Linked DNA regions of Homo sapiens: region 2 is linked to region 1. Evidence: chromatin contacts called from ENCODE POLR2A ChIA-PET data. All regions are on one chromosome and are shown on one strand. The core of a region is the stretch at or near the end of the contact, and the rest is flanking DNA. Distances in the headings are between cores, read along the strand shown. Region 1 holds the start of SLC2A3 (solute carrier family 2 member 3). Region 2 holds the start of C1S (complement C1s).

Region 1 (3,331 bases), core at 226-2,725:
CAAGCTCCGCCTGCCGCGTTCACGCCATTCTCCTGTCTCAGCCTCCCGAGTAGCTGGGACTGCAGGCGCCCGCCACCATGCCCGGCTAATTTTTTTTTTTTTTTTTTTTTTTTTTGTATTTTTAGTAGAGAATGGTTTCACCGTGTTAGCCAGGATGGTCTTGATCTCCTGACCTCGTGATCCGCCCACCTCGGCCTCCCAAAGTGCTGGGATTACAGGCGTGAGCCACCGCGCCCGGCCTTTTTTTCTATTATTCACTGAAGAATCACCAGCTTCTTGGAGAGTACCTGATACATAGCGTGTATTCGGCAAATACCTGCTTAATTGAATTCGGTATTTATTGCATTTCTAGATGCTATAAGCTTGAGACTAGCAGAAAGTGATGCAGAATTCAGAATGGGTGATATGGCAAATGCCTTATTAAATATAGGGCTCGGCGCGGTGGCTCACACTTGTAATCCCAGCACTTTGGGAGGCCAAGGCGGGCAGATCACAAGGTCAGGAGTTTGAGACCAGCCTGGCCAATATGGTGAAACCCCGTCTTTACTAAAAATACAAAAATTAGCGGGGCGTGGTGGCGGGCGCCTATAGTCCCAGCTACTCGGGAGGCTGAGGCAGGAGAATTGCTTGAACCCGGGAGGCGGAGGTTGCAGTGAGCCGAGATCGCACCACTGCACTCCAGCCTGGGCGACAGAGAGAGACTCCATATCAAAAAAAAAAAAAAAAAAAAAAAAAGGATATGGATTGTATTCCATAAACAGTTGAACCTCTTATTCCTACTGCCCTGATAGTTGGTCTGGCTCCTAGAAATTCAGATTTTCTTCCCTCCAGGTGAGATTATGCGAAGAAAGGAACACTGGCAAAATTATTTCCCTGATTTTCTTCTCTCAGGCTGTCTTTCCCTCCCCTTTAAGATTGTGTACTCCGTCTCAAAAAAAAAAGAAAAAAAAAAGATTGTAGACCCAGCCTATAAATTCATAGGATCAAGAATTCTTACTAACACTCTTTCTAACAACCTTAAATCTCTGATAGTAGCACCCACTTGACTTCGTTTTGTATGGATAGATTTATTCTAATCTCTCTGTAGATTGTTTTAATCCCAAGCAGATGCGAGAGCATAAAATAGTGTATTTGCCCTCCCTCCAGGCTTTTCTGGTAGTATTTTGTCTGTGAAACTAAGAGGCTCTAGCTGCTATTAGAAGAGGGAAGGAGTAAGGATGAGCTTTTGAAAAAAAAAAAAAAAAAAAAACCCAGGGTGGAGAGAGTGGAAGGATGTGGTTTTAAGAGAGGGGGGAGGGAGGGCGTTATTGTCTGTGGGGCGGGGGCGGGGGTAGTTCTGATAACACAGAATTCCGAGAGATCACAAGATTGCTTCAGGGGGGTGGGGTGGGGTGGGGTGGGGCTGGGGGCTTGTCGCCCTTTCAGGCTCCACCCTTTGCGGAGATTATAAATAGTCATGATCCCAGCGAGACCCAGAGATGCTGTAATGGTAAGACTTTGGATCCTTCCTGAGGACGTGGAGAAAACTTGCTGCTGAGAAGGACATTTTGAAGGTTTTGTTGGCTGAAAAAGCTGTTTCTGGAATCACCCCTAGATCTTTCTTGAAGACTTGAATTAGATTACAGCGATGGGGACACAGAAGGTAAGAATGATATAATTACTGGTTATTTTTGCTTGTTTGGGATACACTCAGAAAGGCAAATATTAATGGTAATCTCCTTGTTCTATTTTCTCCTAAGTCACCAAGCTATCTTAAGGCCTTTTCATTTCGTCTCTAGCCTGCACTGCTGCCGCTTCATCAGTTCTCTTTGAATGTCATACAGTTCTGTTCACCTTATCATAGGAAAGTCACCCGGAGAAGTTGTGTTTGCTTCTCAGGTTTATTTTAGGTAACCATATGCCACTGAGGACGAGATGGTTGAGTGTTTAGAGGATCGGGCTGCTTGGTTGTATGGATTACAAGTGTGGGTCTCAGAGCCAGTGTGAAGACTTCTCTGGAAGCATTAGACCTTGAAAAGGTCTGTGTTTGGAGGCACAGGCCAGGGTCTGGCCATCTGTTTGTCCTATAACATATGGGGTTCGTGGATGCTAAGGAGAAAGAATTCCAGTTGTCCTTCCTATTAGGGTTAAAATCGTGAGTGCAGGACATACTAAAATATTGAGTGTTGTATATGCATTATTTGCAGGGAGAAAGGCTTTTCTTTTTTTTCTGATTGAGTTTTACTCTTGTTGCCCAGGCTGGAGTGCAATGGAGCGACCGCAGCTCACCACAGCCTCCGCCTCCCGGGTTCAAGCGATTCTCCTGCCTCAGCCTCCTGAGTAGCTGAGATTACAGGCATGAACCACCGGGCCCGGCTAATTTTGTATTTTTAGTAGAGACGGGGTTTCTCTATGTTGGTCAGGCTGGTCTCGACTCCCGACCTCAGGCGATCCGCCGGCCTCGGCCTCCCAAGGTGCTGAGATTACAGGCATGAGCCACTGCGCGCAGCAAGAAAGGCATTTTTTACCAAGATAAATTTAACTAAAAATAAGGGGCCAGGTGTGGTGGGTCACACCTATAACCCCAGCATTTGGGAAACCAAGGCAGGAGGATCACATGAGGCCTGGAGTTTGAGACTAGCCTTGGGCAATATAGTGAGATCCCATCTCTACAAAGCAGAAAGAAAGAAAATGTAGGAAAATAAGAAAGGGATGGAAAATTATGAGACTAAAGAAGAAAAGGCTCTCAAAGATAGTGAATGATGAGAGGAGACAGAAGAGATTTTTACTAAACGGAAAAAGATTTAACAGAGCATTGCACTGGCAGGGCCCTCCGGGGTACCGATGCTTAGCTGGGACTGAGACATCTGGGAGGCTGCAGGCAAGGTCACTTCTCCTGCTGAAGCTCCCAGCCTGCTGCCTAATCTGCCCGACCTGAAAGGAAAGGAGTTTAAGATATGAAAGGTTGAAGGGATTTTGGGTGGTGGGGTGGGGGGGAATGGCGTAGAAGTTGGCCTCAGGTATAAAAATTGAGCTGCCCCAAGGTAGAAATGGAAAATGTCTCGCCCGGCTGAATTATTCCAGGCAAGGTGAAGATGACCGGTTCTCCCCACTAAGAAATGTCTCTTATATGTTGGGTTCGCCCTTATATGTTGGGTTCAGAGTAAGTACTTTCTTCCCCTGCGCGGGAGTTAGGGATAGCAGAACTGTATTTAATAAACGAAGACTGAAATGGGGCCAGGATGCAGTGAGTAGATCCAGTAGGTTACATGGTCCTGAGAGATAAGAGACTCAAAGAGCCACCCAGCAGTGAAGACACAAACTACCACCCCCTCCACCACCACCAGTGGGC
Region 2 (3,331 bases), core at 229-2,728, 880 kb after region 1:
GCGCTCAAGTGATTCTACCACCTCAGCCTTTTGAGTAGCAGGGACCACAGGTGACACGCATGACGCTGGGCTAATTTTTTTTTTTTTTAATAGAGACAGGGTCTCCTTATGTTGCCCAGGCTGGTCTCAAAGTCCTGGGCTCAAGCAATCCTCCCGCCTCAGCCTCCCAAAGTGCTGGGGTTACAGGTGTGAGCCATCATGCCTGGCCCTTGAGCGCTTTTCTTGAGAAGATGAAGGGAATGGAGTCTGTGTCATCTCAGGGACCCTTGATCACTTACCACATCTCTGGCGATTTGTCCACCCTGGTGAGCTGCCTGTCTCTTGGTCCTGGCTTTCTGCACCTCCGGACTTTGGAGCCTAAGGGGTGGCAGGCCTGGCTGTATTTGTCTGACAAACACAAGCACCTTCTTTGGTGGTGCGGCGTCACCTGGGGCTCAGTGTCACCTTCAAAGGTATAACACACAGGGCCATATCACCAACATCCCCACATGGCACCGTGCCCCTCACACCCTCCCTAGTTAACTTCGACTAACTTTCTAGACTATAGCTAAATTGTATCCTTCCCTCATTGCTTCTCTAGACTTTCTCCTAATTTTTCTCCAAAGGAATCGAGTACTTTCTCCCAGTTTTCTTCTTCCTCTATTGTCCTCCACCAGCCCCACCCCCGCGGTATCAGTCTCTCTCCTGCCCTCAAGAACGATGCTCCCATTTCCACTCAGGTTTTCAACAGTCTTGGCGCATCATGATCATCCATGTAGGACAGCCCCTCTTCTTTAACCGTGATCACCTCATCTCCTCAAGCAGCCCTGTCTGCTGTTTATCATTGCGTGCATCTCCGCTGATGCTCCCAACGCCCACCGATGGAGGCAGGAGCTTCTTTCACTAGGGGAAGGCAGGGACCCTGGGACAAGCGGTCTGAGAAGGAAGTGCTGCCCCACTGATACAGGGTTGTGCGAGGAAGGAGAAAAGGGACAGCCAAATGACAAGGAACATAAAAACTTCCTACATTCGTTTTCCAGAGTTTGTTTGGAGTTTGTCCCTGCCCCCCACCGCCAACTTACTGAAAATACAAGCTATCTCCCCACAGTTCCTAGTAAAGGGTTGCTAAAATTGCTTTAACCCTGAAAACAGTGGTAGGTAAGGGGGTGAAGTAGGGGTGGATGGGGTGAGCCTAAGAGAAATAGGTTGTCTATATTCTGCCTTTTTTTATGCTGCCTTTGTCAGCCCTCTATCATTGCCCCAAGCCCTCCTACGTGAAGTTTTCTGCCTTTCCTTTTTCCTCCATCAAAGCTCTGCTCCTCGTTTGTAAGGATTTTACCTTCAGAAGCTGGTAGGAGCAAGTGGGTCAGTTCCCTCTCTCCTGCCAGTGGGCATGCTGGGCAACCCCTCTGGCCCCCAGGGACAGCAGCACAGGGCCTTGACGCTCCCTCTGCAGGAACCTCCGGCCAGCCTCCCTGTCCTGGTTCTGTTCATAAGATTCCCTACCCGAGTGTGCATGTCTGAAATTCCCTGATCTAAACAGAGGGGGCTGGGAGACCATGACTTAGGGAAACTCAGCCTTGATCTTGGAGCTCCCTCTGCTTTTGAAACAAGGACAGCGTCCTCCTCCCAGGCCAGAGAGCCCTCTATCCAGGGCTCCAGCGGGGAAAGGAGGAATGGGGAATTTCACCGATTGCTTAATGCTATTTTTCAGCCAAAGGGTGTGTTTCTGAGTTTTCGGGAAAGTCAAGTGATTTCTGGGAAAAGGCGGGGATTGGTACCAGGGGAAATAACCAAACCCAGAAAGTCCAGCCCTCCAAATGTGTGTGAATCATGAATTAAGGGAAAGTAGTTATCAGAAATGTAAGTCATCTCTGCTTTAAAGCAAATGTAATGGTTGATAATGACTTAACACCAAGACCCAAGGTGGTATGGCGTGAGGCTTCCTCTTCATAACATCCCTCCACATCCCTTCCAAACATCGAAATTCTACCCCACAACCAAGCCCCCTTTCAGATCCAACCCAGACTCCCTTATCCATAACCCTTGAAGCCAGGTGTGTTTTGAAATTTTATAGATTTTTTTAGGCTATGTAGTCCATGGACCCAATATTAGGTAACACCTCCTCCTCTCCCTCCCTTTATGGACCAGGATAACCCCCTATTAACAAACATTAAGATTTCTGCAGCTAAACACATTGATCTTACGGTAAATGGATAACTAAAGATTACAAATCACATCAGTTCGGGTCAGGTTTTGCTGCCAAATTGAGTTTTAGTCCCAAACTTGAAAACAAACAAACAAAAAACAATAGCCAGGTATTGTGACACACGCCTGTAGTCCCAGCTACTCAGGAGGCTGAGGCAAGAGGATCACTTGTGCCAGGGAGGTCGAGGCTGCAGAGGGCACCACTGCACTCCAGCCTGGGCAACAGAATGAGATCCCATTACAAAAAAAAGACAGAGACTTTGTTTTCAGAGTCCTTTGGATTTTAGAATTGCAGACAAGGGACTGAGGGGCAGTGCCACTCCACAGAGCCTTCCCTGATCTCAGCTCCCCTTTATGCCCCTTTAGTTGGCTTAGCACTGGGCCTGGAGTCAGAAGATAGGCTCATGTCCCAGCTCTGCTCCTCACCAGTGGTGATGTCTTAGGCTCATCACCTAACTTCCTAGTTTCTTTTTTTTTTTAAACCTGGCTCACTATTGACAGACCTAGTTTCTTCAAATATAAAACAGAAATCCTATCAGTTCTGCCTACCCTACATGACTATCAGATGGACCTAATGAAATAATTCGAGTGAACAAGCTTTGCACACTATGGTACCTAATAAATGTGCATGTTAAAAGGAAGAGAATCATGAGCCCGTAAGGTCTCGGAAGACAGGTGCTGGGTCTGATCCGTCTTGGTATTGTCCGCCATGTCTAGCAGTGTCATGCAGAACACAGATGTGTATGCAACCATCTGTGACTCCCCTGGCTGCCCAGCATTCAAACTGCTTTGCCACATTAGAGGAGTTCCCCATGATATCAGTCTTGGGAACAGAGCCGACCTCCCAAGAAAGAAGACACAGGCACAAGAAGTGTGTCACCCCCACCTCCAGCAGCTCTGGAGCAGGCTAATTTGTAATCACCCGAAGGGTTCTTCCTGCCTGCTGCGTAGACAAAACCAATTCACTGAGACCATGGTATTGCAGTAGAGAAAGAGTTTAACAACACAGAGCTAGCCAAGTGAAAGGATGGGAGTTTATTTCTCAAATCAGTCCCCACAAGAACTCAGAGGCTAGGGTTCTTAAGGAGAATTTGGTGGGCGGTAAGAGCAGAGAATGGGTGCTACTGATTCGTTGGGGATAAAA

The links. ChIA-PET counts read pairs that join two places held with the same protein, here RNA polymerase II (POLR2A).
Region 2: POLR2A ChIA-PET joins it to region 1 with 10 read pairs in A673. The contact joins the promoter of C1S here to the promoter of SLC2A3 in region 1. POLR2A ChIA-PET finds 5 or more read pairs at or near these places in 3 of 52 experiments (A673, activated T-cell and endothelial cell of umbilical vein).

What each region holds. Positions count from the first base shown.
Region 1 is chr12:7,934,331-7,937,661 of GRCh38, reverse strand. It overlaps SLC2A3 (solute carrier family 2 member 3), which reads left to right and starts at 1,475. Exons shown (of 10, transcript NM_006931.3): 1 at 1,475-1,642. The coding sequence starts at 1,628. RefSeq lists a silencer at 1,297-1,346 and an enhancer at 2,414-3,331.
Region 2 is chr12:7,058,865-7,062,195 of GRCh38, reverse strand. It overlaps C1S (complement C1s), which reads right to left and starts at 1,478. Exons shown (of 12, transcript NM_001734.5): 1 at 1,319-1,478; 2 at 279-357. The coding sequence starts at 283. RefSeq lists enhancers at 890-1,389, 1,390-1,891.